Linked DNA regions of Mus musculus: region 2 is linked to region 1. Evidence: chromatin loops called from intact Hi-C (ENCODE). Cell type or tissue: left cerebral cortex. All regions are shown on one strand. Links, peaks and the distances in the headings refer to the core of each region. The heading gives the core; the rest is flanking DNA. Region 1 has its middle 14 kb from the start of Dip2c. Region 2 has its middle 73 kb from the start of Dip2c.

Region 1 (15,865 bases), core at 3,709-11,708:
AGAAATGAAAAATAACCAAAATTTAAAGCTCAGTGGATAGCAGTAAAACTTTAAAATCAGCTAATGAAAATGGAAAGATCATTTGCAAATGATTGACACTGTGGTACAGCTGGGCTCCTCAACTGACCTCCCTGAAGCAGCTTTCCCATTCTGAGGAAAAATTCACAGACTTTCAGTTAAAGAGGAAAAGTCCAGTAGACTCCTGTTGTATGTATATATATATACATGCAGAACATTGTATACTAAATAAACTAAGAGAGAGAGAGAGAGAGAGAGAGAGAGAGAGAGAGAGAGAGCCAATACTAGTGAAGTTGAGAGGCAAGATGGCTCAGTGGATAAGGATTTGATCTCCAGGACCCAAACGGTGGAAAGATAGAACTGACCCCTCTTAAGTTGCCCTTTGACCTCCATATATGAATGTGATAGCATGAATTTGTGAGCATACCTACACTAAATATATGCTTGATATCCATCAAATAAAAATTTGAAAGTTGATGCCAAATGATACCAAAAAGGAAAAACAACATGAAGGATAAAGAGAGGAGCACCGTTTAAAACACAGACATGAAAGTCAGACAAGCAGCCAATAAGAAGCTTTGTGACAGTCACAGCATCCAATAAGAAGCTTTGGGACAATCACAGCATCCGAAGTGAAGCTTTGGGACAAAACCAGGTTTGTTCTCAGCGAAAGAGGTCACAGTGACAAAAAGCTGGAACTGTGGAAAGATGACGATTGTGCAATTGACCAGAAATAGAGGCACAAATACTGTTCTTGGGATACAAAAAGGGTCTGTCACTATTGTCATGCACACACATATGAGAAAAAGATGTTAACAATGTCATGCCAGTGGATTTGAAAACACAGATGAGATGGACAATGTTTTAGTGAAGACTGCCAAGCTTAATTCATCAAGAAATAGGATGTTGGAATCACCTAAGGAGGGTCTTTCACACCATGAACCTATATCTAGGTTACAGAGTCCCTGGGAGCTGAGCGGGATTAAAAACAAGGAGAGCAATCCCAGGTCCACCAGGGTCAAATTGTTAAGCCAAAGATGAAGTGGATTTATTTTTGTGTTTTGAGAAGTGGTTTCTTGTAGCTCAGGATGACCAAAATTCAGAGGTCCTCCTGCTTTAGTTTAGGGAAGCAGCAATGGCCACTGAAGCATGAAAGCCTGAGTTTGGTTCCCCAAATCTTTTTGTGTGTGTGTGATTGCAGTGTGTGTGTGTTGTATGCATGTGTGTGCGCACGCATGTGGTGTGTGTGTGGTGTGTGTGTGTGTGTGTGTGTGTGGTATGTGTGTGTGTGTGGTGTGTGTGTGTGTGTGTGTGTGGTGTGTGTGTGTGTGTGTGTGTGTGTGTGGTATGTGTGTGTGTGTGTGTGGTGTGTGTGTGTGGTGTGTGTGTGGTGTGTGTGTGTGTGTGTGTGTGTGGTGTGTGTGTGGTGTGTGTGTGTGTGTGTGCATGTGAGTGTGCGTGTGCATGTGTGTGTGTTGAGGAGGCAGAGACAGTGGATCCCTGGAGCTTGTTGGTTAGCTGGTGAATCATCAAGTACCATGTAAAAATGAAATACTCTGTCTCAAAAACAAATAAATAAAGAAATAAGCCTATGTGGAAAGCTGGGCATGGTGTACATCCTTAAGCCAATCACTTGAGATTAGAAGAAGCAAATATATCTCTGTGAATTTAAGGCCATCCTGGTGCTACATAGTGAGACTCAATGTTAAAACACACACACACACACACACACACACACACACACACACACACACACACTCAGCAACAACAAAAACCCAGATGGAGAATGACTAAGGAAGAGACCTGAGGCTTGTACAAATATCACACTCACACATTCACACACACACACACACATACATATACACATACACTCACACACACACTCACATTCACAGATTCTCACACACAGATGACAATTATATACAAGTGATGATATGGATCAGAGTTTATTTCTTTTCAGAAATATTGGCGACAGAATAAAATGCAATATGACTTTAAAATGTTTAAAAGAATCAGCCAGCCCACTTAGAATATAAAATCAAGCAAGACTATCATTTAAAACTGAAGATGTGGTAAAGATATTCCATTACTGGCATAATTACACAAGGAAGGTCTTCATGACCCTAGAGAGCGAAGAAAGAGGATCTGAATGTAAACTGAAAGGAGAAAACATGATATGCTTTACAAATTTCCTCTCCTCATTTGTAAGAAAGGCGTGTTACTGGAAAACCAAATGCTGCTCCACTGATGTCATGTTTATAATGTATGTCTATATATGATCTGATGCAGATATAGAATCAGCAATATCAGATGTCAAAGAGAGCTTGTTCCTTATGAGGTTCATGCTGGAGCTGTGTGAAGAAGGTAGAAACTTAATCCAGGTTGAATGTTTGGATGTGAGACCCTTAGGGTATCTAGGGTTATGGAAGTACTCAGGACAGTACTGAGTTGGATCCCCGTAGCTTTATAAGGGAAGAGACTAGAAGAGATGCACCTGCACTCCCCCTGACTCTTGTCTTACGTTGCCCTGCATCCCCTAAAGATATACCAGCAAGAAGATCACCAGCATGTACAGCCTCTGAACCTGTCATCTCTAGAACTGGGGGATCACATACACTCTCTCTGTCTCTTTCTGTGTATCTCTCTCTCTCTTTCTCTCTTTCTCTATCTCCCTCCCTCTTCCTCCCTTCTTTCTTCCTTCCCTCCCACCCTCTCTTGCTTTCTTCATTTTGTTTTTTTGGGGGGAGGGGGGACAGAGTATCATGCTACCACTGAACTCACTATGTAGTTAAAGATGTCTGTAAACTTCTGACACACCTGCTTCTGCTTTCTCAGTACTGGGATTACAGGCAGGCACCACCATGCTTTTGATGCAGTGAAGAGTTAATCTTCACTGACTGAGCTCCCAGTGGGTGACTGAGCTTTGCACTGGCTGATTTTGTGTGTCAACTTGACACAAGCTGGAGTTATCACAGAGATAGGAGCCTCCCTTGAAGAAATGCCTCCATGAGATCCAGCTGTAAGGCATTTTCTCAATTAGTGATCTAGGGTGGGAGGGCCCAACACATTGTGAATGGTGCCATCCCTGGGCTGGTAGTCCTGGGTTCTATAAGAAAGCAAGCTGATCAAGCCAGGGGAAGCAAGCCAGTAAGTAACATCCCTCCATGGCCTCTGCATCAGCTCCTGCCTCTGGGTTCCTGCTCTGATTTCCTTTGGTGATGAACAGCAATGTGAAGTGTAAGCTGAATAAACCCTTTCCTCCCCAACTTGCTTCTTGGTCATGTTTGTGCAAGAATAGAAACTCTCACTAAGACAACCTTCTAGCCACCTGCTCTCATCAGCTTAATTTTGATATGCCTAACTAGCTCAATGGTTGGGCACTTCTAAACCTCCCCACAGTTAGCACACACTCCCTTCCAGTATTCGTGAGTGAATATTTTCTAAATCTATATTTTATCTTTGCTGCCCCAGACCCAAGCAGAGGAACGGCCCCTAGGGTCACTTCCCTGACTCTTACATGTTGGCAGGCTCTTAATTCTGATCTTTCTGCTTCCCAGTCATGGCATGATTCATCCTAACCCCCTCTCATGGCGCACTCCCCTCTTCTCCCTGTGTTTCTGGCCCTGGGATCCTAAAAAATCCTACCTCTTTTACCATGCCCAGTCACTGGGCGTTGAATCTTTATTAATTAGTCAAAAACCAGTTGGAGACAGAGACTCTCAGCATCTGAACTTGTAGATTCCTGTATGATTTTTGGAGCCGAATTAAGACAAAGCATTACAATTAATCCCCAATCTGCTTTGTTTAAGATGATCTTTTCCCCTGCCCTAACTCCCCATCCCATCCTCTCCTGTCCTCTCCTCCCCTCCCCTCTCTCCTCCCCTCCCTTCTCTTCCCCTTTTCTCCCTTCTCTTCTCCTCTTCCCCTCTGTTTGTTTTGTTTTGTCTTGTTGGGTTTTTTTGAGGTGGTTTTTCACTATGTAACACCAGAACTTGTTACTTAGAATATGGTGTCCTCAAACTTGTGTCCTCCCACCTTAGTCTCCTGAGCACTGGGATTGCAGGTATCTGTCACGAGACCTGCTGCTCTTTTCTCAAATTACCCCTGTGTTACAAGCAACAGAAATGAACCAAGAAAATAAGACACTAAAACAGAGGCTTAAGGAAACCTAGATGAGTTAAAATGGGATGCAAAACATTGTTTGACTGATTCAAACGAAGCCAGGGAAAGAAAGACAGGAAAGAAAAAGAAAGGGAGGAAAGGAAAAAAGAAGGGAGGGAGGGAAGAAGGAAGACAGAAGGAAGGAAGGAAGGAAGGAAAGAAGGAAGGAAGGAAGGAAGGAAGGAAGGAAGGAACAGAGACAACAAATAACAGCATGATGGGCCTAAAACCAAGCAAACAAATGAACGCTACATTGTTACTGTATTATAATATCCAGGACTTGGCAATGTAATGCACTATGATTGTAGATAATTGCTGTATTCTGCCTATTAGATTAGTGTTTTTCTTTATTTGGTAACCAAATGTAATTTTTTCCCCATCCTTTACAACAGGCCATTCATTGCCATTGCTAAGGTAATCACTTACTCTATCAATTTCTGTTCTAATTGATAGAGTTACTCTATCAATTCCTGTTCTAATTGTCTCATTTTTTTTCTAAGAAGATATCTCCCAATGCCTCTTGCTTTCTTCTACATACAGGAAGCCATCTGCATGCAATATTTTAATCCTTTTTAATTAATTTATTTATAAACACATACACACATACAAAGATACTCTGCCCCAGAAAAAGTGAAGCAACTTACCTAATGGGTGGGAATGAAGAAGAAACCGGGCAGGTACAGATACTGCCATTTCTTCTTCCGCGTGGGGGTGATGGTGTCCTTGGGACACAAGTTCTGTCTGTTGACAAGATAGAGGCTTGCAGGAGAGGGCCTTTCCAGGTCATGGACTACTCAGGAGCCAGGACCAGGAAGTTCATTTACCTGGCTATCTATGAACCACTTACTAATGAAAGTTTCATTGTAGGACAGGCATGGAGGCACATGCCTTTAATCCCAGATCCAGGAAGCAAAGCCAGAAAGATCTGAGTTTGAGCCCAACCTGTTCTATATAAGGAGTTCCAGTCCAGCTGGGGTTACATAGAGACTCTGCTGTAAATGACCAAGTCAGCCAAAAGATGTATTGTGAGCTGGGGGTGTAGCTCAGTGTTTATATTACTTTCTTACAATATAGACAGTCCCAGTTTTGATTTTCAGTCCTGCATAAATTGGATGCAAGCACTGATGGAGGAAGGACAATATAAAGATGGCTGCAGTATCCCAGAGTCGGAGTTTGGAGGGATGCTTCCACAAGCTAGAAACACTGAGGGATGGGCTGGGGAGATGTTCTGTCAGTAAACAGCTCACCATGTACACATGAGAATGTGAGGTTGATCCCAGAATTGGTGTGAAAAAGCCAGGCATGGGCTCTGACTCATACACACACACACACACACACACACACACACACACACACATACACACACACACACACACACACACTCACACACACACACAGAGACACAGATACAGAAACAGAGAGACAGAGATAGACAGAAACAGAGAGATAGAGAGAGACAGAGGGAGACAGAAACAGAGACATAGAGAGAAGACATGGAAAGAAACACACAAAGAGAAGAATAAATAACTGTTGTTGTAGTTGCCAATTAATCTCTTCTCTAATTTACCTGGCAGCAGTTAAGCATTCTTCACTAACCACCTCAATGTTCTGGTTTCCTGAATGAAAGTTGTGCATGTGTGCAATCTCGAGCACCCACCCACCCACCCACACCCACCGATACCCACCGATACCCACAGAGCTTTATATTTTAAACTCCTTAAACTGCTCAATGGCTGGGCCACTCCCAAACCTCCATGTGGCTTACACCTCCCTTCTGATTATTACTTACTAAAATCTATATTCCATCATTATTGCCCTAGACCCAGTGGGGGTGGGTGGGTGGGCTGGGGCCCCCTTTTTCTGGCTCTTACATGTTGGCTGTGTTCAGTCCTCCTTTCCCAGCAAGGCAGCTCATTTTCTCTCTCTCTCTCTCTCTCTCTCTCTCTCTCTCTCTCTCTCACTCTCTGTCTCTGTCTCTCTCTCTCTCTCTCTCTCTCTCTCTCTCTCTCTCTCTCTCTCTTCCTTGGTTCCTTGCCCAGGAATCCTAAAAGTCCTGCCTCTGTCTCCCTAACTAGCCATCAGCTGCTGGCAACTTTATTTACCAATCAAAACCAACTGGGAGCAGGGACCCTTGGCATCTTATGTGTGGATTCTCATGAAATTTTGAGGACCCAATTAACGTAATACATGCATTAGACCAAATCTACAGCAAATTTACTTTTAAAAAGTATATTAAAAAAAAAAAAAAGCTAGGTGTCCTGGTGAGCCCTTGTAACACCAAACACCAGTGCTAGGGAGGCTGGCTCAGACAGAAAGACAGACAAACAGACAGATAGATCCCTGAGGCTCGCTGGCCAGCCAGCCAGTCTAGCCAAATTGGTGAGTTACTGCACAGTAAGAAATCTTGTCTCAAGGACAGTGTCTTCAGGAGGAATGATACCCAAGGTTGACCTCTAGTCTCTGTGTGAATGTGCACCAATGTGTTGATTTACCCTTCCATACAGATGTATTATCCCAACACAGAGAGAGAGAGACAGAGAGAGAGACAGAGACAGAGAGAGAGACAGAGAGACAGAGACAGAGACAGAGACAAAAAAAAAAAAAAAAAACTCAAGGAATTTACAAAATTGCCAAAAGCTGAGAAAAGCAAGAATTAACCTTCCCGATGTCAGAGAATACAGTCCTGCTGACATCTTGGCTTAGGTTTTTCACTCCCAAAATGAGGCAATACACTGTGTTATTTAAAACCACCCACGTGTGGAGCTCTGGTATGGCAGCACCGGGGAATTTACCACCACATCTAACTTACACTGCAGCGTTTAAAAACAGCATTCTGCTTCTTTGTTTTAAAATATCTTTTTATAATATATCACATCTTAGAAATCATTTCTTTCATTTGACTCCATTTTTGTCTGATTTGTGTTCTGGTCCTTTAATGTCTTATGCTGTTTTGACTCAATTCTTAAGATATATCTCTTTGAAAATGTAAATGGTGCTCATGTCCACATTTCCCTCCACCTTTAACTCCCAATGTTTTATCTTACCTTCTCTTTAGTTACTATTTATTTTAAAGCTTAATTAATAATTAATTAATTTACATGTATGCATACATGTCTATGAAGCTCACATGTGTGAGCGGGCACATGTCCATGTGCATGGAGGCCAAAAGAGGTCATCAAGAGTCCTCAACTATCACTTTCCACCTACTCCTTTGAGACAAGGTCTCTCTCCCTGAACCTGAGTTGAAGTTTTCTCAGCCAGGCTGGAAGTCTGTAAGCCACAGTCATCCTCCGACTTGGAACTGGGGTTACAGGCAGGTTTGCAGTGAACAGCTTGCTTTATGGATGCTGGCATCCAAACTCTGGTCCTCCTTGCTCTTAAGAGAATTTTTGTCTAGAGTTTTTTGATAAGTGGATGAGGAGAGAGAGAGAGAGAGAGAGAGAGAGAGAGAGAGAGAGAGAGAGAGAGAGAGAGAGAACACTACTTTATTATGAAAAGGCTTTAGAATAGATTCCATGTAGTCACAAATGTGGTTTAGAAATCAAAGCAAAATCTCCAGAGTTAACACGTTTTCTATATGAACTTCCTCATTCTTGACCTCCCCCAGAGACACATTGTTCATGTGGCAATTATTAATTCTGCTTTATCCTGTGGTGGTTTGTGTGCATATCTTTCACTTCTTGAGGTCTGTCAACAGCATGAAAGCTAGCGAAAGCCCTTGATAAAGCTACTGACTCTGGAAAAGAGGATGCTGAGGGGTTGGGGGATGGCTTAGTTGGTAAAGTTCTTGTTGAGTAAGCACAGGACCGTGGACCCATGTGAAAAGCGGGTTGCATGCACTTGTAATCCACATCCTGGAAGTGGAAACAAGAGGCTTCCTGGAGCTTGATGGTCAGCCAAGCCAGCTTAACCTGGATCCAGCCAATCAAGGATCAGCAAGAGATCTCATCTTAAAAGGTAAGGTGGAAATCAATAGAGGAAGGCACCTGACACACACACGCACACGCACACGCACACACACACAAGCACAGTGGGTGCCATGAGACTTGTTCTAACTAGGTAAATGCCCTAAGTCTCTCATATTGGGGCCGTTACCGGGAAGCTGCAGTCCCCTCAGTACCTTTCTCCGTTCACTGTGGGAGTTTGGAAGCTGACTGGTGCAAGCATTTTGTTTGAGATACTGAGAGCTGTTTGTGTGACCATGTTATGACTCCTATCTTAGGCCAGATCCTCAAGGAGATGGTGTCCTTAACTCTGGTATTAGGTAAAAGGTCAAAAGTTGGGGCTTCCTCTTATCATACATTGAAAATGGACATACCAGAACCAAGAGATGGCAAATGCAGGAGCTCTGCATTATTTTATTTCATCTCCATGAAAGCGTCAGGGAATAACATGTGACAGTGAGCTGAGGAATAACATGCAAATCTCTCGGCTCTGGCTCCAGATTCAATGCTCTAGCAGCGCTGCCTAAAGTCTGCCTAAAGTCTGCCCACACTAGTGCCCAAGGTCTAAATGCAGGAGGGGAAACAACTGCTGACAGAATAGAGTTAGCATCTGATTTCTGCAGTGGGTCCATGAGAGTCCACACAGTGCATTAAAAGGCAGAGGTACCATGAGGTACAGCTGGGCAAAGCACTTCATTGAATGAGATCTTTTGCACTATGTATATGTATAATGCTTTATAGTCCAGTGTTCATTAGGTGTATCTAAGGGACACACCCTCATCTCCTCCAGTTCACCAGCCTTTGCTTACTTTTGGGTCTTATGTACGTTACTTTTCTCTTGCTTTTCAAACTGTCTGGCAGAAGCAATTCATGAGGGAGATGGGTCAGCAAGTTTGTCAGCCTGAGCTTGGTCTCCAGAACCCATGTAGTTAAAAAAAAAAAAAATGGATGTGGATGGCACATGTCTGTAATATCAACATTCCTGTAAAGAGATAGGAGGTGGAGGCAGGAAAATTGTCTTGAATCTAGTGGGCAAGCGAGCCTGGCGTATAGAAGCCTGTATAGCAGCAGAAATAGGAGACCCTGCTTCAACAAGGTGGAAAGGAAGAGCCAGCTCTCCAAAGTGTCTTCTGCTCTGCATTTCAAACATGCAATATACCACATGTGTATTTGTATATACATGTGTGCGTATGGCTGTAGTGCTCTTGTGTGCATGCACGCGCGCGCACACACACACACACACACACATAATTAGAAATTGTTTTAAAGAACAACATAGGGGGAAACAGTTTTTTCTTTCTTTCTTTCTTTCTTTCTTTCTTTCTTTCTTTCTTTTTTTCTTCCTTCCTTTCTTCCTTTCTTTCTAAAAAGAGTTTATTTATTTATTTTATATATGATGAGTACACTGTCACTGTCTTCAGACACACCAGAAGAGAGCATCAGACCCCATTACAGATGGTTGTGAGCCACCATGTGGTTGCTGGATATTGAACTCAGGACTTCTGGAAGAGCAGTCAGTTCTCTTAACCACTGAGCCATCTCTCCAGGCCCCCAGGGAAAAACAGTTTTTGTTTTGTTTTGTTTTGTTTTGTTTTGTTTGTTTTTCGAGACAGGGTTTCTCTGTGTAGCCCTGGCTGTCCTGGAACTCACTTTGTAGACCAGGCTGGCCTTGAACTCAGAAATCTGCCTGCCTCTGCCTCCCAAGTGCTGGGATTAAAGGTGTGTGTCACCACTGCCTGGCAGGGACACAGTTTTAAGGGGCAAGTGTGGTGTCTGGTTGCATATCTGCAGTTGGGACCCAGGGATGGGTTAATACTGCTCTTCAGTTTATGCTCCTCTACTTATTCAATCCAGGATCCTAGCTCATGGAATGGCTCCACCCACACTCAGGATATAGGTCTCCCCTGCCAAGTTAAATCTTTCTGGTAAGGCCTCAAAAGGGATAAGAACTCCACAGGAAGACCAACAGAGTCAACTAACCTGGATCCTTGGGACCCTCAGAGACTGAACCACCAACCAAAGAACATACATGGTATTATGGTTTGTATATGCTGGGCCCAGGGAGTAGCACTTTTAGAAGTGCCCCGCTGGAGTAGGTGTGGCCTTGTTGGGGTAGGTGTGTCACTGTGGATGTGGGCTTTAAGACCCTCATCCTAGCTGCCTGGAAGTCAGTCTTCCACTAGTAGCATTCAGACGAAGATGGAGAACTCTCAGTTCCTCCTGCACCATGCCTGCCTGGATGCTGCCCTGCTCCCACCTCGATGATAATGGACTGAACCTCTGAACCTGTAAGCCAGCCCCAATTAAATGTTGTCCTTTATAAGACTTTCCTTGGTCATGGTGTCTGCTCACAACAATAAGACCCTAACTAAGGCACAGGCTGAACCTAGGCCTCCCACACATAATGTAGCAGATGTACAGCTTGGTTTTCATGTTGATTCCAAACAACTGGAATGAGGCCTATCCCCAAAGCTGCTCCCTGTCTGTGGGTTATGTTTTCCTAGCTGGGCTGCCATGTCTGGCCTCAATGGGAGAGCATGTGCCTAGCTTCACAGAGGCTTGATGTCACCCAGTCAAAGAATGAGGAAAGGAAGGATTTTATGACAGATGACCCAGAAGGAGGCAGTGGGCAGGATGTAAAGTGAATAAGTAAAAAAACAAACAACTTTCTGGTTAGGACAGACCAGCACGCCTAGAAGTGAGCTTTGTGGTAATTGTAGATTCTTTCAAGTTGATAAAGAATATTAACCATCCTTGGCCTTGTGCTTGGGCTTCAGGCCCTACACAAACAGCTTAGGAACCGATCTGGATGGAGTCAAAGTGATTTATACCAATGGCTTTGTAAGATGTTGCACACGTCTAAACATTGTCTAAAACTCATCGTGAGTGTATGCAAAGTAAGTGAAATCCTTTCAATAATTCTTTGTCTTGGTTGAATATAAAAGAAAATAAATACAAAATAAACACTCCCCCACCCCCAGTGCTCAGTCACTTAAGTCCAGCTTCCATTTCTGAGGTCACACAGGTTAATTTTCTGATGCTGTTTGCACAGCTCCACTTTATGGTGAATGTAAACCTTTGCAGTCATAGAAAAAGAATCCAAAAATCACAAGTCAAGACATTTTCCCAATACACAGTCAGGGTAGTCAGATGAATTACAACAGAAGGAAAAATTCTGCTATAGGTTTTAGATATTATCAGGTGATGTTCTTGGCTTTGGGGTAGATGGAAGCTTTTGGTCTACTGAGTTAATATATTCCATGGGTTTTACCAGATAGGGGAGAGGATGCTAAGTCAGAACAAAGCAAGTTGGTTATTACAGGCACTGAAAATTTTAACTCTCACTGTCATGACATTGTTATCTAATCAGTTACCAGCCCTGTAGAATCTTTAACACAAGTACGTATTCCCCTCCGCCCGCCCCCCCCCCCCATCCATTAGAAGTGCCCTTCCACCACTACAGGTAATGAGTAACTGTCCCACAACATAGGGCTGACCACCTGCCCAGATGGCTCTGTGCACTGATGCTCTACAGCCAAATGCTTGGCGTTCAGATGGAGCCGTGGTGATGTGTTCTTTCTCCCTCCATGCCCTGATATAAACACTCATTCTTGTTCTTCCTGTGAGAGTTGGTTCAATAAGACACATACACCCCAAACCTTGATTTGATTCTTGGTGATCTAACCTGAACCATCACCCTACTCTATTGACACGCTTGGAATCTGGTATGGACTGGTACCTGTTAAATAAAACTTCTCTGCAGACTGGGGTTTGACTATCTCTTGACTCTCTCTCACACTCTCTGCCCAATTCCCATTGTCAAAAGATTAGTTTCATTTTCTTGTTTGGTGGGTGATAGTTGGGAAGGCCTGGGTCCCCTGGATATTCTTAGATGAGCATGTCTTTATATAAATAATGGAGGTCACAGCATCTCTAGTTGTTTTACAGAGTGTAGGAATGAAATAGTACAGAACCACTGGAAAATATTGCTCTTAGGTTCAAAGTGACACAATTCCAATGCATTTTTGCTGCTTGTGAGCTCTGTGGTGCAGTTCTGTTGGCAGAGTAGAAGCCACTTAGAAATGTCCTTGATTCCACCTGCAGGTTTGTTTGTTTTGCATTTTGAAGGAATGGGGTCAATTTTAAAATATTCTTTTTTATGTCCACTTTCTACTCTGTGGACTTTTTTTTCCATGATAGTGCGGGGAATTGAGCTTAGAGCCTCCCGTATGCCAGCTAGGCAAATGCTGAACCACTGAACTACATCTCTCGCCCATCTGTTGTAGATTTGTGTGTACGTGTTCATGTGTGTGAGGGGAAATGATGTGTTTATAAAAAAGATAACGAGAGGAGGGGATTTGTTTGGTGATGTGTGGTGAGGTATGGGGGAAGGGGGTGCCTCTGTGGGACCATGCTGAGGCATCCCTCCCCCCTGAGGAACCAGCCATGGGATGATATAGTATTGAATAGAGTTTTTTCAGGGCACGTGGAGGGGAGTCAAGAGGTAGTAGAGGCAGAAAAAGAGGCAGAGGGAGAGGGAGAGAGGAGTAGAGGCTGGCCATGAGCATGTGTGTGTGTGTGGGGGGGGGGGATGGGATGAGCGGGAGGAAGAGAGAAGCAAGAAAGAGAGGAGGGGCCAAGTAGCCCCTTTTATAGTGAGTCAGGCACACCTGGCTATTGACGGGTAACTGTAGGGTGGAGCATACTTGGCTGTTGTCAGGTAACTGTGGGGCAGAGCTTAGACATAATATTAACAGTAAGTATGTGCATTCCATGACAATGTGTATGGACATCAGAGGACAACCACTATTTCAGCTGTCACTCTTCACGTTCTGAGTTGTTTTTGACAGGGTCTCTTGTTGTTTGCTCCAAAGCTTTCCAGAGATTTTCTGGAAAAGAGGATCTGACTCCCCTGCCTCCACCCCTTCTCACTGAGGCAATGCTGGGATTGCAGGTGCATGTGGGTGCTATGCATCCAAGCTCAGACCTTCACACTTATACTGAAGAGGCTTTATCCAATAAATTCTAGACCTACTGTGGGCTTCCTTCCTTCCTTCTTTCCTTCCTTCCTTCCTTCCTTCCTCCCTATGTTTTTTTCTTTTCTGAGGCAGAGTCTCAATGCATAGCCCTGGCTGGCCTCAAATCCACCGTCTAAATCAGTGTGGCCCTGAACTCATAGAGATCTGCCTTCTCTAGCCAATGAATTAGTGGAATGTAAGCAGTATGCCACCATGTATCCAGTTCCCCGAGTGGATTTTCAGTGGCAAAATTTTAGTTTTCAACTTCTTTCCCCTCTACTTCTAAAGTCTTTGTGTTGTTTGTCTCAGCCATTTGTAGATACAAGTTCTGGGAATGCCAATTTGGACAATAGTTTAATTATCAGGCATTAATCAATCATAATTGGCAAAGGAAATATGCTGCAGAAAATTCATACAATCTAACACCAAACATGAATAATGTTCACATAATTTGCTACTTTGTGTTAGCCACAGCACCATTAGCAGAAGTGGTTTAGAATCTACCAAATTATCTAAAATATCAGAAATAATTACCTCTTGGTAATTGTACTTTGATGTGTGAAAACATATACAACGAAATATTTAGGCGGTTTGCCCAGGACACATATTCACAACTTGCTTTTCCATGAAAACATCTTTGACTGGCAGTTGAATTCTCAGCATTTGCATCAATGATGTGAGAAAGCAAACCCATGTAGTTTCAGACTCTATGGAATTATCTGTGGTTTCTTTCCCTTTGCTACTGCAATAGCTCTTAAGTAAATGGACCGAGTGGTGCATTAGTTACTGCCTAATTTTTATGACAAAAATACCTGGAAGAAGCAGCTTAGGAAAGAGCTTACGTTGGCTCCCAGTTTGAAGGCATGATCCATCAGGGTGGAGAAAGCATGACAGCAGGCAGGAGCGAGAGGCAGATATTCACTCTGCATCTTCATGCAGGTGCTCAGCCAGCTTTCTCCTTACCCCTTCTAGTGTAATCTGGGACCCCACACCATAGGATGATGTCATCCATGTTAGGGTGGGTCTTCCTTCCTCAGCTACACCTCTCTGAAATAATACTCCCCCAGACACATGTGTCTCTAATTAAGTTGACAAAGAAAATTAACTATCACAGCTGGTTTGCTGTTTCTGGAAAAGAATAGTAATAAAAGCGGAAACAAAAATGCACACAGAAGTCTCTGAATTTGGTTACAGTCATATAATTCAGTATATAATATAAAGTTTATATCTATCTATCTATCTATCTATCTATCTATCTATCTATCTATTTATCTATCTATCTATCTATGCTGTGGAAATGCCATAACAACACTAATGATCTTGAAATGCAAAGTTTCATGCAAGCGTCTCCAGCTATTTCCTAAATGACAATTAAATAAACTCAAACTTTGTGCCGCATATGTCTTGTCTTTAAGCCTGCCTGAATCCAGTTTTGGTAATTTGTTAAGATATGGTTGAACTCTAAGCAAACCATGAGTTCCCAGGCACTGTTCTTCATGGAAATCGCAGTGTAGGAAGATCCTGCAATCACAAGGCATATGCCACCCTCCTCCATACGATGTATTACTTAAGTATCTGGAGAGCTCAAAAAACAATAGTTTACAACCAACTTTTCTCAAGAACCTTGCAGGGGGTGGGGGAGATGTCACACGCAGAGGAAAACACAAAAATGAATAAATTCTTTCTTACCTTTATAGAGATTGGAATCACCTCACATTGTGTGGTGGCTTAAATGAGCAATGTCCCTCAGAGGCTCTGGTATTGGAACACCTGGTCCCCAGCTGGTGGCCCTGTTTGGGGAGGAGGTAGGTGAAGCTTTGTAGGAGGAACTATGTCTTTAGGGGTGGGCTTTCTGCTGTGTAGCCTTGCCCACTAGTGGTTAGCTCTAGCTACTTTGTGTTTATGATTAGAGATGTGATCTTTCAGCCCCCTGTTCTGTTGCTCTGCCTGCTGTTTGCTGCCATGGATCTCTAGAACCATGCACCTCCCTCTAGAACCATAAACCAATTAAACTCTGTCTTCTATAAGCTGCCTTGGTTGTGGTATTTTTTCCACAGTAACAGCAATAAGACTTAAGAAGCCAGGGTGCAGTTCGAGATACCCTTCTGCAAGGGGAGCAGTTTCTCTGAGCCTTCATTTTCCTTTTTGTTAGTGATCTCATGAATAAATAAACCGCCCCTGGCTAGCTGCTACCTCTAACATACTCTGATTTAACAGGATCTTTTACTCCCTTATACCTCAGATTTGCTGAAATCACGAGTCCAGTTAAAGGTTAGGGAGTTCCCTCAACAAAATAGGTTTGAAACTTAACAAAAAAGAAAGAGAGAAAGAAAGAAACAAAGAAAAAAAGAGAGAGAAGAAAAGGAAAAAAATGGAGGCATAGTTCTTCTGCTAGATAGACAAATGATGACCAATTAGTGGCTAAGATATGGAAAGAAGTATTTTACAACTAGCAGGTATGATGATTAATTCATTATTTAATTAGATATTTGTAGCTGCCCCTTCATGGAAGTGTAAACACTGTATCGAGGATGTATCTGGGCAAAACTTCCGAGTAGCACGGATAGCTTGTAATAGTACATATCACTGTCTTTTCAGACAACGTCTCCCTTACCTTCTTGTTCCTGAGCTGGCCTCCTTGATGGGGAGGCTATTTTCCTTCCTTCCTTCTTCTTCTTCCTGGCTATTTAAATGGTCTGAACCATGTCTCCTGGCCTTCATTTT
Region 2 (15,865 bases), core at 3,097-11,096, 59 kb before region 1:
TTTGAGAACAAATGCTTCCAAGGAGGAAGAGGTTAACCCTAGACCAGGTTACCTGCCCCAGGTTACTGGGCAAGGTGAGTTTTCTAAGCACGTGGTCGAACCAGAGACGGCACAAAGTCTACAGCTATTTCTGCTGGACAGGGTCACTGAGTGACTATGGATGTTTTACTTCATCTCTGGCTGAGAGATCTGAGAGATTCATTTTTCCAGAATAATGGTCGTCACTCGGTTTCTATTGATTCTTTTGTGAACTGAAATGCAAAGGCTCAAAAGATGTTGAAATAGCTTACGTTATTGTTCTAGCTTGCTTGCTTGCTTGCTTCCTTCCTTCCTGATAGATCAGTCTGGAAGTTGCTATCTGTAGACCAGGTTGGCCTTGAGCTCACAGAGATCTACCAGCTTCTGCCTCTGAATCTTGCTTGTCTTCATTAAGTACTCAGGGAGCAGTGGTCCCTGCCTAAGGATTGGTCTCAGCAACGTGGAAAATCAGGTTGTTTCAAGTGAGAGGTTGGAACCAGCTGTATTTGCACATTGCCTGTAACCTTAGCACTCCATGAAGAGAAAGCAGGGAGATAGCCACAGATTCCAGGCTAGCCTGGGATGTGTTCAAATTCCATCTCAAAAGTTGCAAGCCGTCATAATAAGAAATGAGATGATGGTGCGCATCTGCTCGGCTCTGGTCCACATCCTCACCCTCCCGCGCAGTGACTGAGTTTAGGTTTCAGCCCTCAGGAAAACACTTCAGAAAGACCATCTATGGTAATAAATTCCATTTCCAAACTCCCATCAGAGTTGAAATTAGGGCAAATGCCCCAGGGCACCAGAGCAAGGTGAGGGACATGCGATATTAGATTCTGTTGTTCAGCCGTTTTCCTCCCCTAAATGCAGTTCCTGCCACTCCACAGTCTCATTCCCAGCACACCTCAGCGCCTGGGGATACGTGAGCTCCAACTGAGGGCCTTGCTGCTCCAAGTCTGACCTGCTAACCCTGAGGACATCTACCACTCAGGCGTTACTGGCCGTGCTGAACATCAGCCCTGGCAAAGCTACTAACTCAGATTCTGAGTCAGCAAGGGCTGCAGCCACGAACAAGAACAGACAATCTTAAGAGTGCTGGTCCTACTTTGGCTGGGCCGCCTCCTCTTCATCTTCCCCTCCTTCCTTTCCACTCCCCTTTCTATGTGACAAGGTCTTTTTATGTAGCATAGACTAACCCCAAACTTTGAATCTTTATGCCTCAGCCCCAAGTTCTGGGATTATAGACATGTCTGGTCCTACTCTTTCATTTCTAAGGAACAGGTCCGACCCCCCTTTCTTTTGCATGCATCTGTAGGTTTAGAGTTTAACATCAAGTGTTGCCTTGCCTCCCCCTCACACACCTTGTTTCCAACAGAAGCTCTCACTGAACCCAGGGTTCACAGATTTGGCTATACCAACTGGCCAATGAGCTACAACGACCCCACATGTCCCCAGGGCTCAGCACTGGGGTTACAGGGAGATCCCAGTGCTGCACCTAGCCTGTAAATGTGGGTGCTGAGAATCAAGCAGACTTCATGTTTATTTGGCAAGCACTTTACCCACTGAGCCAGCTCCCGGGCTCCCCATTTCTTCCTTTAAATCTCTCCTTGATGTCTAGGCGTCTTAAACACACTCTGGGCCCGGAAATCCCCATTCTGCTTTTGAACAGGCTTAACTTATGGGTTACAATTAATAAGTCACCGTGGGGGAGAATACAATATACAATTTAGGGCTGCCTGGCAGGCTTTTGCCACTGAGGACTGCACAGGCGCATGGGTGCATGCACCCCACCCCCAAGCCGTTTTGAAGTGTAACCACCGCTCCCTGCCTCCCCAGCACAAGTACACAGACATGTCTGTCTGCCACACACACCATCCTTTTTCTCCCCATTGTCTTGGTCCCAGCTACCCTCACCTCCAGCAGACTCCTGCTTCACACCTGTATCCCTGCAGTAGTCAGCGGGACTAGTTTCTTTAGGATATAGATGGCCACTCCATGTCCCTGTTTTAATGGTCCAGTAATGTCTAGGATTTTATGGCAAATGTGAAGTTTTTGGTATGTTCTGGAAGGTTCTGGATATCCTGGGTCACTCCCCACCCCTTCTGTCTCTCTCTGTTTCTGTCTGTCTCTGTCTCTGTGTCTGTCTGTCTCTTCCTCTCCCCCTGTCTCTCTGTGTCTCTGTGTCTGTCTCTCTGTGTCAGTCTGTCTGTCTGTATCTCTCTCTCTCTCTCTCTCTCTCTCTCTCTCTCTCTCTCTCTCTCTCTCTCTCCTGTGTTTGACTGGCCCACCAGTCCAGACACCTGCTCCTACTGTCCCCGTGCAGGTGGAGTATTGCTACCCCAGCTGGTGCCTCTTGACTGCACACACCCATCCCCTTCCGGGCTTTGTTTTCTCATGAGGCTTCTGGATATTGTGGATTTGTTTGTAACCTGGGCAGGGGTTGGTCAGTCACTCAAGCTCCTAGGCACACAACAGGTTCTGTAGTGTAAGTATTTATTGAATGAATGCGTGAGTATTAGATATCATATTTCAGGAATTGGCAGGTAACCAGACAATGGATTCTAAATTACACATTCATATGATGTCACATGATGACACTCCTCCCCCACTGCCATCAGGATCCTTTTTTTTTTTCCCCCTTTTAGTTTTTACCCTACATCTTCCTGTGCAGGCTAGAGTTACCTACATTCAGAAATTAAATCTTATCAACTCAGTCTCTCCACTTTTTCAGAGCTTGTGTCAATCAGAGGGTGATCCTGAGCTGGGACGATGGCTCAATGAGTAGAGCGATTTAAGTGATTTCCGAGCAAGCACGAGGACCCGAGTTCAGACACCCACTACTCCTGTAAAGCTAAGGGCAGTAATGCTTGTCTGTAATCCCAGCACTCCTAAGAGATGGGAGGCAGAGGCCACAGAATCCTGAAAGCCTGTGGGCTACTAGCCTAGAGTAGTGCACAGTAGCAACTGTGCTTAGTCTCAACCAAGGGGGAAAGCAAGGACCAACACCAGAGGTTGTCCTTTTACTTCCATTTACAAGCCTTGGCATACAAATGCCTGCGATCACACATGCACCCACCCACCCACCACCGCCAGTACACAGAGTTGGGGTTTTTGTTGTTGTTGTTGTTTATTTGTATTCAGAGTGATCTCGCCTTAGGTTTTTCTCCGCCCCGAGTTCAGGGAGTGTTCTCAGCTGGGTTGGCTTGGAGTTGCTGTGGACTGAGCAGAGCCAAGTTGGGCCCCAAGCTGTCCAAGAGGAAGGGTCACTGGTTTTTAATTAATACTGCACTGGTCACAGCTTTCCTTTCGCCCAAGCCAGCACGCTCTAATACAAACAGGACTGGAGCCGCCCCGTGGCCACGCCTCTTTTCATTTGCATACAGTTTGCTGGCCCTAGTCTGCTCCATCAGCCCCACCCGTGTGCGTCCCACATCTCTCCTCCCATCCTTATTACTGCCCTGGTTTTGGCACCTCACTTCCAACACAGTTTTTTTAAACGGGCGGGCCAGGGAAGATCCGGCTGGGTGATTGCTCTAGAGGACTATGGAGAAGACAAAGCCCTACCACCTCTCTAGCCTCCTGAAGCAAGTGATAGTGACACACAGGGAGAGATGGAATGTGAGGGAGACCCTGAACACAGGTGGTGGTTGTGCAAGCAGCTGCTGCTGTGGCATCCCTTACCTGTACACAGCGCTGGCAGCCACCAGTGTGAGCCTGCCCAGCATAGCTAAGGTGTCTCCACAATTGCCAGAAGAACCTTGGACTTCAGGCAACCAGAGAGTGCAGAGCCTTAGGCAGAGGCAAGGATTCAGTGCTCAGAGTACTGGGGCAGCCTGGGGCCACCCTGTCTCCAGCACCCTGATAGCATGCATTTGCACTTAGCTTGCACTCCAAAGATGACGACTCACTGTTTTGAAAATCAGTCGATGAAAAAGCTATTTCCCTAATTGTCTTAAAGGGGTCTCATTCTTTCCTTCCAACTATTTGTTTGTATTGTGTATATGTCTGTGTTACGGTGAATATAGAACCCAGAGGTCACCCTCTGCTGTCCTTCAGGAGCAGACAACTGTTTTGACAGTTTTGTCTGTTTGTTTTTGTTTTGTTTGAAGCAGGGTTTCTCACTGACTTGGAACTTACCAAGTAGGCTTGGCTGGCTGGTCCGAGAGCCCTGGGGAATCTGCCTGCCTTCCCTCCCTGAATTTGCCAATACTGGGATCACAAGCATGCCTGTCTTTATAAAAACAACGTGTTTAACCTGTATCTATTTATTTATTTAAAGATTTGTTTTAGCTGGGCAGTAATGGCACACACCTTTAATCCCAGCACCCAGGAAGAAGAGGGAAGTGGAGGCTAGCCTGGTCTACAGAACAAGTTCCAGGACAGCCAGAGATATACACAAAGAAACCTGTCTTAAGCTACCCTCCCCCAAAAGATTTTATTTCTAATTATATGTAAGGTGTGCTTTCATGTGTACATATGAGTGCACGTGCCTGCAGAGGCCAGAAGAGGGTATTGGATGCCCTGGAGTTGGGCTTACAGGTGGTCGTGAGCCACCTGACATGGAAGCTGGATCCAAACTCAGGTCTTCTGCAAGAGCTGAGCCATCTCTCCAGCCCCATAAATTGATCTTTATTTTTGATTTGTTTTTGAGAAGAGGTCCCACTTTGTAATCCTGGCCAGCCTGGATTCACTATGTAAACCAGGGTGGCCCCTGTGTGATAGAGACCCTCCTGCCCTTATGCCCTAAGCTCTTTTGTAATCCAATACCATATAAAATGAATATACATATATACACATACATATGACTTCTTCTGTGTGAGTTAGAGGTCAAGAAATCAGAAGGCTCAGAAAGAATACATGAGGGAGGGAAGGAGGGACAGAGGGACAGAGGGAGGCAGGGAGGGAGGGAGGGAGGGAGGGAGAGAGAGAGAGAATATGAATATATGAATGAATGAATGAATGAATGAATATATGTAGGAGTATGGGGCAACCAGGTTTAGGATTTCACTGCAGGAAACAACAAAGAGGTTTCAGGAAGTAGAAGAGAAGAGGTTAGGAGCTTGGAGGAGGAGTTTGGCAGTGATGTAAGCAATGGGCGGAGCGAGGAGCTTCTAGGGGTAAGGCTAGACCTCAGTACAGAGTGCTTACTTTTCTCATCTTCTTACTTTTGAGATGTGTACCATCTCTTCTACCTTCAGGCTTCCGTCTAATCCCTTGTGGTTGTAAACGGGATTTTTAAGTTGGTTGAAGAGGCTCTACTTTAAACTCACTACTGAGACAGTCTACTCCACTCCGTAGCGTGTATGAACAGTCTCTATCTGGCCTTATGTGGGCTCTTGGAATTGTTCTCCTTGGCACTGGCTGTTTGGCCACTAAGAAGTTTACAGTGATCATGGGCAAAAGGTTTAACTGAAGAAAGAATGCCTCCGCACAGAACTGAGCTTTGCCAGTGTGACTGTCTTTCTTCTTGTAAACATCTCAGTGACTTTCTCCGTTCTGGTTATGTCTCAACAATGACTTTTCCCACTCTGGTAACATCTCACAAACAGCTTCGGGAGCCTGCCCCAGGCTCCACTGTCGGCCTCTTTCAGCCTGAGGGAAGCACCTGGCCTGTGCTTTCTAGGTCTTTGTGTCAAGACTGCAATTGCCTTCGGGCATTTAAAAAACCCCATTTACTCTTTCTCTCCCTAAGAATCCTGGTCCTACATCGTTTGCTGTCTGCACTTAGAAACAATTTCAATATCACGTGAATATCTCATTTATTTATTAAATCTATTACACCTAATTTTCCAACCTTTTGACAGAAAGTCAAGACTGTATATTGGTTATTTCTTTGTAGCCCCAAAGAGAAGACATTTCTTCCTTTCTTCTTTCAAGCTTGGATAAAGGCCATACAACTCAGGTTCCACACAATTTGCCCGTTTAAAGTGCGCCTTCCAAGAGTTCTCGGTATGACTATAGAGTTGTGTCGCTGTCAGCACAATTGACCACAGAACATTATCAACACGTGAAAAGAAACATAAAAGTCATGAGGTGTCATTTTTCATTATCCTCCTCTTCTGATCCGCACCCCCTCCAAGAAATCATTTATCTGTGTTCTGCATCTAACTATAATTATAAGGACTCATAAATATTTCCTCCTTTTCCTTGCTAACTGTTCAAGTGACTGAGGACTGCCACTCAACTTCCTACATCAACTTTAAAATTAAAAATTGATCAACTGATTGATGATTGATTGATTGATTGATTGGGGTGGGGCTGAGTATATAGTTAGAGGACAGTTTTTTGGAAGAACCCCCTTCCATCCTGTGGGTTCTGGGACTCAAATTTAGGTTTTCAGGCTTGATGGTAAGTGCATCTAGCCACCAGGCCATCTTCTGGGCCAACATCAACTATTTTAGACAGTATTTGTCTCTTTCAGTGTGTTAGTCTCCATGTTTGTCTGTGTTTTTTGCAAATTACAGGATTCCACTTTTTTTTTTGTATAAACAAATAGTATCTCAGTGTGTTCCATTTCATATACCTATTGCTCCTTTGTATGTCATTTTTTGGAAAAATGACTATTGGGAATGTGGCTCCTTTTCAATTGGGTTATTTGCTCTCTTGTTATTCTTTGGGTTCCTTATAGTTGACTCTTTTTTCCCCATTCTGTTTATTGACTCTTCACCTTGTTGACTGTTTTTGGTTTTTTGTTTGTTTGTTGTTTGTTTTGTTTGGCTAGGAAAAGTTCTTTAGCTTGATGTCAACCCATAATCCCATTGTTGTTGTTACCCGCTCCGCCCCCTGTTTGAAACAGGGGCTTTCTGTGTAGCCTCAGATGGGTTCCAAATTTGGGATCCTCCTGCCTCAGCCTCCTGAGAGCTGGGGTTATAGACATGCTCTGTTACAAATGCTTTTTGAAGACATTCAAAAACTCATTGTCCAAACCAATGTCACGAATCTCTGCCCTGTGACTTCTTCTAGTTCATTATTTTGGGTCTCACCTTTGAGTGTGTAGTCAACCTCAAGTGGACTTTTGTGTAAATTAAGATGTAAGGGTTGAATTATTCTGCATGTCCAGTTTTCCCAACACCATTCCATGAAAGGAATAGAAAGAGTAACTCCTGCCCTGTGTGTGTCCTTTGTTGACTTATGCCTGGCAGTAAATGCACAGATTTCTTCCTGGACCTCTTCCCTTACATTGGGTTTTACATTTATTTTCATGAGACTACCTTGCAATTTTCATTACTGAGGGTTTTTGCTTTGTTTTGTTGAAATGGAGGTTGTTTCTTTTGTTTACAAAACAGGTTATCACAATGTAGCCTTGGCTGGCCTTTAACTTGCTACATAGAGCAGGCTGATTTAAAAACTCATAAAGATCTACCTGCTTCTGCCCAGTAAGTCCTGGGATTAAAGGCATGCACCACCATACCTGGCTTATTACTGTGGTCTTGACTATATTTTGAAGTTAGGTAGCATGAAGGCCTCCTGCTTTCCCCTGCCCCCACCCCGCCCCTGTTTGTTTGTTCATTGTGGAAGTTTGAACAAGAAATGTCTCCCATGGACTTGGGTGTTTGAACCCCTGGTCCCCAGTTGGTCCTGTTGGGAGGTTTAGGTGCTACAGCCTTGCTGGAGGAAGCTCACTTGAGGTGAGCTTTGAGATTAAAAGCCTTGGCCATTTCCAGTCTACACTCTGCTTTGTGGTTTCCTTTGAAGATGTGAGCTCTCTCAGTTCTTTATGGCTTCTGCTTCCTGTCATTATTTCCCTGCTGTGATGCACTCTTATCCCTCTGGAACCACAAGCCAAGACAAAGTGCTCCTTCTAAAAGCTGCCTTTGGTCACGATGTTTTGTCATAGCATCAGAAAGTGACTAATACATTTGTTTGGTCAAGATCTCTGTGATTGTTGGCCTTTGTTGCCAACCTGACTGGCGCGCACACACACACCTCTGGGTGTGTCTCAAAGGATGCTTCAGAAAGATTTTACTGAGGTTGATGTGAGTGTGGGAGGCACCCTCCATGGGCTAAGGTCCAGAACTGGATACGGAAGAGAAACCGAGCTGAGCACCAGCAGCCATCTTTCTCTGCATCCTGGCTTTGAACACAGTGGGGTCAACTGTTTCATGCTTTGATGCCATGTCACCTCTACCATGAAGACCAGACCCTAAATCTGTGCCCTGAATGAACCCTTCCTCCTGTAAGTTGCTGCTTATCAGATATTTTGTCACAGAAATGAGAAATGCCATTAATACAGATGTTCTCAACATGTGGGTCACAATTCCTTTGTGATCAAACAACCTTTTCCCAGGGGATGCCTAAGACGCCGGGAAAACACAGATATTTATGTCATGATTCACAACAGTAGTAAAATTATACTTATGAAGTAGCAATGAAAATAATCTTATGGATGGGGGTCACCACAGCATGAGGAACTGTATTAAAGAGTCACAGTATTAGGAAGGTTGAGAAACACTGAGTTAATGCAATGGCTTTGGCTGTTCAGTATCCTTTGTAGTTTGTACACATTTTAGGACTACTTTTTTTGCGTCAGCAAGATGGCTCTCGATGTAATCCTCGATGGCCTAGAGCTCGCTATCTATGAGGTCACTGGGCTGGCCTCAAACTCTCTGAGATCTGTCTGCCAATGCCTCCCAAGTGCTGGAATTAAAGGCATGGGCCACCACCCCTGGCCCTCTGATGTTGAAGTATATATACTTCTAGTAATGTCCTCTGGTCATTTGTGCCTTTGTTATTATCCAGTGGCTTTCTTCCCTCTTTTTAACAGTTTTTTACTTAAAGGTTTATTTTATTTGTATAAGTAAAGCAAGCCCTGTTCACTCTGTCTGCCACTTGCTGGGGTATCTTCAACTAACCTTCAGCTTCACAATGTGTGTATCCTTTTTTTTTATTACATATTTTCCTCAGTTACATTTCCAATGCTATCCCAAAAGTCCCCCATACCCTCCCCCCCCACTTCCCTACCCACCATTACCATTTATATTGGCCCTGGTGTTCCCCTGTACTGGGGGATATAAAGTTTTCGTGTCCAATGGGCCTCTCTTTCCAGTGATGGCCGATTAGGCCATCTTTTGATACATATGCAGCTAGAGTCAAGAGCTCCGGGGTACTGGTTAGTTCATAATATTGCACCTACAGGGTTGCAGATCTCTTTAGCTCCTTGGGTATTTTCTCTAGCTCCTCCATTGGGAGCCCTGTGATCCATCCAATAGCTGACTGTGAGCATCCACTTATGTGTTTGCTAGGCCCCGGCCTAGTCTCACAAGAGACAGCTATATCAGGGTCCTTTCAGCAAATGCTTGCTAATTTATGCAATGGTGTCATTGTTTGGAGACTAATTATTGGATGGATACCTGGATACGGCAGTCTCTAGATGGTCCATCCTTTTGTCTCAGCTCCAAACTTTGTCTCTGTAACTCCTTCCATGGGTGATTGTTTCCAATTCTAAGAAGGGGCAAAGTGTCCACACTTTCGTTCTTCTTCAGTTTCATGTGTTTTGCAAATTGTAACTTATATCTCGCTATACTAAGTTTCTGGGCTAATATTCACTTATCAGTGAGTACATATCATTTGAGTTCTTTTGTGATTCTGTTACCTCACTCTGGATGATGCCCTCCAGGTTCAACCATTTGCCTAGGAATTTCATAAATTCATTCTTTTTAATAGCTGAGTGTACTCCATTGTGTAAATGTACCACATTTTTTATATCCATTCCTCTGTTGAGGGGCATCTGGGTTCTTTCCAGCTTCTGGCTATTATAAATAAGGTTGCTATGAACATAGTGGAGCATGTGTCCTTCTTACCGGTTGGGACATCTTCTGGATATATGCCCAGGAGAGGTATTGCTGGATCCTCCGGTAGTACTATGTCCAATTTTCTCAGGAACCGCCAGACTGATTTCCAGAGTGGTTGTACAAGCTTGCAATCCCACCAAAAATGGAGGAGTGTTCCTCTTTCTCCACATCCTCGCCAGCATCTGCTGTCACCTGAATTTTTGATCTTAGCCATTCTGACTGGTGTGAGATGGAATCTCAGGGTTGTTTTGATTTGCATTTCTCTGATGATTAAGGATGTTGAACATTTTTTCAGGTGCTTCTCAGCCTTTCAGTATTCCTCAGGTGAGAATTCTTTGTTTAGCTCTGAGCCCCATTTTTTAATGGGGTTATTTGATTTTCTGGAGTCCACCCTCTTGAGTTCTTTATATATATTGGATATTAGTCCCCTATCTGATTTAAGATAGGTAAAGATCCTTTCCCAATCTGTTGGTGGCCTTTTTGTCTTATTGACGGTGTCTTTTGCCTTGCAGAAGCTTTGCAGTTTCATGAGGTCCCATTTGTCAATTTTCGATCTTACAGCACAAGCCATTGCTGTTCTATTCAGGAATTTTTCCTCTGTGCCCATATCTTCGAGGCTTTCCCCCACTTTCTTCTCTATAAGTTTCAGTGTCTCTGGTTTTATGTGAAGTTCCTTGATCCACTTAGATTTGACCTTAGTACAAGGAGATAGGAATGGATCGATTCGCATTCTTCTACATGATAACAACCAGTTGTGCCAGCACCATTTGTTGAAAATGCTGTCTTTCGAGGCCCATTGGACTTGCAAACTTTATATGCCCCAGTACAGGGGAATGCCAGGGCCAAAAAGGGGGAGTGGGTGGGTAGGGGATTGGGGGGGTGGGTATGGGGGACCTTTGGGATAGCATTGAAAATGTAAATGAGGAAAATACCTAACCAAAAAAAAAAAAAAAAAAAAAAAAAGAAAAATGTGGTTTTCTTGATACCATATACTGGGACTTAGAATTGAAGCTCAGGTAGTGACATCTACAGAACTTACATCTAGGATACGGAAAGATGTGCTCCACATCAACAATAAAGCAAACCACCAACCATGACACTTAAAATGAAGGCAGTATATTGGCCTTCCTTGCATACTATTATTTATGCAAAGTAATAAAATTAACTTATGCAAAATAGTAGTACCATTTCAATTTTCTGTGCTGATTTATGATTATCCAAGCATTTTCACAATAAATCCTCATTGAATATTCAAAAAAAATGCTGTCTTTCTTTCACTGGATGGTTTTAGCTCCCTTGTCGAAGATCAAGTGACCATAGGTGTGTGGGTTCATTTCTGGGTCTTCAATTCTATTCCATTGGTCTACTTGTCTGTCACTATACCAGTACCATGCAGTTTTGATCACAATTGCTCTGTAGTAAAGCTTTAGGTCAGGCATGGTGATTCCACCAGAGGTACTTTTATCCTTGAGAAGAGTTTTTGCTATCCTAGGTTTTTTGTTATTCCAGATGAATTTGCACATTGCCCTTTCTAATTCGTTGAAGAATTGAGTTGGAATTTTGATGGGGATTGCATTGAATCTGTAGATTGCTTTTGGCAAGATAGCCATTTTTACAATGTTGATCCTGCCAATCCATGAGCATGGGAGATCTTTCCATCTTCTGAGATCTTCTTTAATTTCTTTCTTCAGAGACTTGAAGTTTTTATCATACAGATCTTTCACTTCCTTAGTTAGAGTCACGCCGAGATATTTTATATTATTTGTGACTATTGAGAAGGGTGTTGTTTCCCTAATTTCTTTCTCAGCCTGTTTATTCTTTGTGTAGAGAAAGGCCATTGACTTGTTTGAGTTAATTTTATATCCAGCTACTTCACCGAAGCTGTTCATCAGGTTTAGGAGTTCTCTGGTGGAATTTTTAGGGTCACTTATATATACTATCATATCATCTGCAAAAAGTGATATTTTGACTTCATCTTTTCCAATTTGTATCCCCTTGATCTCCTTTTGTTGTCGAATTGCTCTGGCTAGTACTTCAAGTACTATGTTGAAAAGGTAGGGAGAAAGTGGGCAGCCTTGTCTAGTCCCTGATTTTAGTGGGATTGCTTCAAGCTTCTCACCATTTACTTTGATGTTGGCTACTGGTTTGCTGTCGATTGCTTTTATCATGTGTAGGTATGGGCCTTGAATTCCTGATCTTTCCAAGTCTTTTATCACGAATGGGTGTTGGATCTTGTCGAAAGTTTTTTTCCGTATCTAACGAGATGATCATGTGGTTTTTGTCCTTGAGTTTGTTTATATAATGGATTACGTTGATGGATTTTCGTATATTAAACCATCCCTGCATCCCTGGAATAAAACCTACTTGGTCAGGATGGATGATTGCTTTAATGTGTTCTTGGATTTGGTTAGCGAGAATTTTACTGAGTATTTTTGCATCTATATTCATAAGGGAAATTGGACTGAAGTTCTCTGTCTTTGCTGGATCTTTCTGTGGTTTAGGTATCAGAGTAATTGTAGCTTCATAGAATGAGTTGGGTAGAGTTCCCTCTACTTCTATTTTGTGGAATAGTTTGTGCAGAACTGGAATTAGATCTTCTTTAAAGGTCTGGTAGAACTCTGCACTAAACCCATCTGGTCCTAGGCTTTTTTTGGCTGGGAGACTATTAATGACTGCTTCTATTTCTTTAGGGGATATGGGACTGTTTAGATCGTTAACTTGATCCTGATTTAACTTTGGTACCTGGTATCTGTCTAGAAATTGTCCATTTCATCCAGGTTTTCCAGTTTTGTTGAGTATAGCCTTTTGTAGAAGGATCTGATGTTGTTTTGGATTTCTTCAGGATCTGTTGTTATGTCTCCCTTTTCATTTCTGATTTTGTTAATTAGGATGTTGTCCCTGTGCCCTCTAGTGAGTCTAGCTAAAGGTTTATCTATCTTGTTGATTTTCTCAAAGAACCAATTCCTCGTTTGGTTAATTCTTTGAATAGTTCTTCTTGTTTCCACTTGGTTGATTTCACCCCTGAGTTTGATTATTTCCTGCTGTCTACTCCTCTTGGGTGAATTTGCTTCCTTTTTTTCCTAGAGCTTTTAGATGTGTTGTCAAGCTGCTAGTGTGTGCTCTTTCTAGTTTTTTTTTAGAGGCACTCAGAGCTATGAGTTTCCCTCTTAGAAATGCTTTCATTGTGTCCCATAGGTTTGGGTATGTTGTGGCTTCATTTTCATTAAACTCTAAAACATCTTTAATTTCTTTCTTTATTCCTTCCTTGACCAAGGTATCATTGAGAAGAGTGTTCAGTTTCCATGTAAATGTTGGCTTTCCATTATTTATGTTTTTATTGAAGATCAGCCTTAGTCCATGGTGGTCTGATAGGATGCATGGGACAATTTCAATATTTTTGTATCTGTTGAGGCCTGTTTTGTGACCAATTATATGGTCAATTTTGGAGAAGGTCCTGTGAGGTGCTGAGAAGAAGGTATATCCTTTTGTTTTAGGATAAAATGTTCTGTAGATATCTGTCAGATCCATTTGTTTCATAACTTCTGTTAGTTTCACTGTGTCCCTGTTTAGTTTCTGTTTCCACGATCTGTCCATTGATGAAAGTGGTGTGTTGAAGTCTTCCACTATTATTGTGTGAGGCGCAATGTGTGCTTAGAGTTTTTCTAAAGTATCTTTAATGAATGTGGCTGCCCTTGCATTTGGAGCATAGATATTCAGAATTGAGAGTTCCTCTTGGAGGATTTTACCTGTGATGAGTATGAAGTGTCCCTCCTTGTCTTTTTTGATAACTTTGGGTTGGAAGTCGATTTTATTTGATATTAGAATGGCTACTCCAGCTTGTTTCTTCAGACCATCTGCTTGGAAAATTGTTTTCCAGCCTTTTACTCTGAGGTAGTGTCTGTCTTTTTCCCTGAGATGGGTTTCCTGTAAGCAGCAGAATGTTGGGTCCTATTTGTGTAGCCAGTCTATTAGTCTATGTCTTTTTATTGGGGAATTGAGTCCATTGATATTAAGAGATATTAAGAAAAGTAATTGTTGCTTCCTTTTATTTTTGTTGTTAGAGTTGGCATTCTGTTCTTGTGGTTGTCTTCTTTTTGGTTTGTTGAGGGATTACTTTCTTGCTTTTTCTAGGGCGTGATTTCCGTCATTGTATTGGTTTTTTTTCTATTACTATCCTTTGAAGGGCTGGATTCGTGGAAACATAGTGTGTAAATTTGGTTTTGTCGTGGAATACTTTGGTTTCTCTATCTATGGTAATTGAGAGTTTGGTCAGGTATAGTAGCCTGGGCTGGCACTTGTGTTCTCTTAGTGTCTGTATAACATCTGCCCAGGCTCTTCTGGCTTTCATAGTCTCTGGTGAAAAGTCTGGTGTAATTCTGATAGGCCTACCTTTATATGTTGCTTGACCTTTCTCCCTTACTGCTTTTAGTATTCTGTCTTTATTTAGTGCATTTGTTGTTCTGATTATTATGTGTCGGGAGGAATTTCTTTTCTGGTCCCGTCTATTTGGAGTTCTGTAAGCTTCTTGTATGATCATGGGCACGTCTGTCTTTAGGTTTGGGAAGTTTTCTTCTATAACTTTGTTGAAGATATTTGCTGGCCCTTTAAGTTTAAAATGTTCATTCTCATCAACTCCTATTATTCGTAGGTTTGGTCTTCTCATTGTGTCCTGTATTTCCTGGATGTTTTGAGTTAGGATCTTTTTGCGTTTTGTATTTTCTTTGATTGTTGTGCCGATGTTCACTATGGAATCTTCTGCACCTGAGATTCTCTCTTCCATCTTTTGTATTCTGTTGCTGATGCTCGAATCTATGGTTCCAGATTTCTTTCCTAGGGTTTCTATCTCCAGCGTTGCCTCACTTTGGGTTTTCTTTATTGTGTCTACTTCCCTTTTTAGGTCTAGTATGGTTTTGTTCATTTCCATCACCTGTTTGGATGTGTTTTCCTGTTTTTCTTTAAGGACTTCTACCTGTTAGGTTGTGTTTTCCTGTTTTTCTTTAAGACCTTGTAAATCTTTAGCAGTGTTCTCCTGTATTTCTTTAAATGAGTTATTAAAGTCCTTCTTGATGTCCTCTACCATCATCATGAGACATGCTTTTAAATCCAGGTCTAGCTTTTCGGTTGTGTTGGGGTGCCCAGGACTAGGTGGGCTGGGAGTGCTGCATTCTGATGATGGTGAGTGGTCTTGATTTTTGTTTGAAGGATTCTTACGTTTGCCTTTTGCCATCTGGTAATCTCTGGAGCTAGTTGTTATAGTTGTCTCTGGTTAGAGCTTGTTCCTCAGGTGATTATGTTAGCCTCTATCAGCAGACCTGGGAGACTAGATCTATCCTTAGTTTCAGTGGTCAGAACTCTCTACAGGCAAGCTCTCCTCTTGCAGGGAAGGTGCCCAGATATCTGGTGTTTGAACTTCCCTCCTGGCCGATGTTGTGTTCCACTCACCAGAGGTCTTAAGATCCCCTGAGGGTCCTGTGAGGACCTTGGGGGTGTCCAGAAACTCAGCGCACAAGGAACCCTGGTGCTGGCGTGAACCGGAAGAGACTTGTGCCCCTGATCAGGCCAGGTTATCTGCTTCCTTAATTAATGCAGTCTCAGGTCCCACACGATTGGATTGGAGCAGGTGCTTTGTTCCACTCACCAGAGGTCTTAGGATCCCTGTGTGGGTCCTTGCAGGTGTCCGGAGACTCTCCGGGTCAGGAACCCGGTGCTGCAATGGACCGGAAGGCTGTGTGTATCTTTATACCTACTGTCCTTTAGGTTTGGACTTCTCATTGTGTCCTGGATTTCCTGGATGTTTTAGGTTAGTATCTTTTTGCTTTTTTGCATTTTCTTTGACTGTTGTATCAATATTTTCTATGGTATCTTCTGCACTTGAGATTCTCTCTTTTATCTCTTGTATTCTGCTGGTGATGCTTGTATCTATGGCTCCTGATCTCTTTCCTAGGTTTTCTATCTCCAGGCTTGTCTCCCTTTGTGATTTCTTTTTTGTTTCTATTCCATTTTTAGATCTTAGATGGTTTTGTTCATTTCCTTCACCTGTTTGACTGTATTTTTCT

What was found. Hi-C counts contacts between places; a loop is a spot of excess contacts. Peaks named below come from ENCODE experiments on the same cell type or tissue, not always from the same donor. Only the 100,000 strongest peaks of a DNase experiment are listed, where the experiment ranks them.
Region 2: it touches region 1 in a loop (2.5-fold over the local background); 6 of 42 quality-filtered maps call a loop at or near these places.

Annotation. Positions count from the first base shown.
Region 1 is chr13:9,254,111-9,269,975 of GRCm38, forward strand. No RefSeq gene overlaps it. Among named protein-coding and RNA genes, the nearest start is that of Dip2c, 14 kb to the right of the region's middle. In left cerebral cortex, for the core only: no CTCF peak of the experiment used is centred there; a DNase peak (open chromatin) is centred at 6,924.
Region 2 is chr13:9,195,925-9,211,789 of GRCm38, forward strand. It overlaps the pseudogene Gm8784. Among named protein-coding and RNA genes, the nearest start is that of Dip2c, 73 kb to the right of the region's middle. In left cerebral cortex, for the core only: no CTCF peak of the experiment used is centred there; no DNase peak of the experiment used is centred there.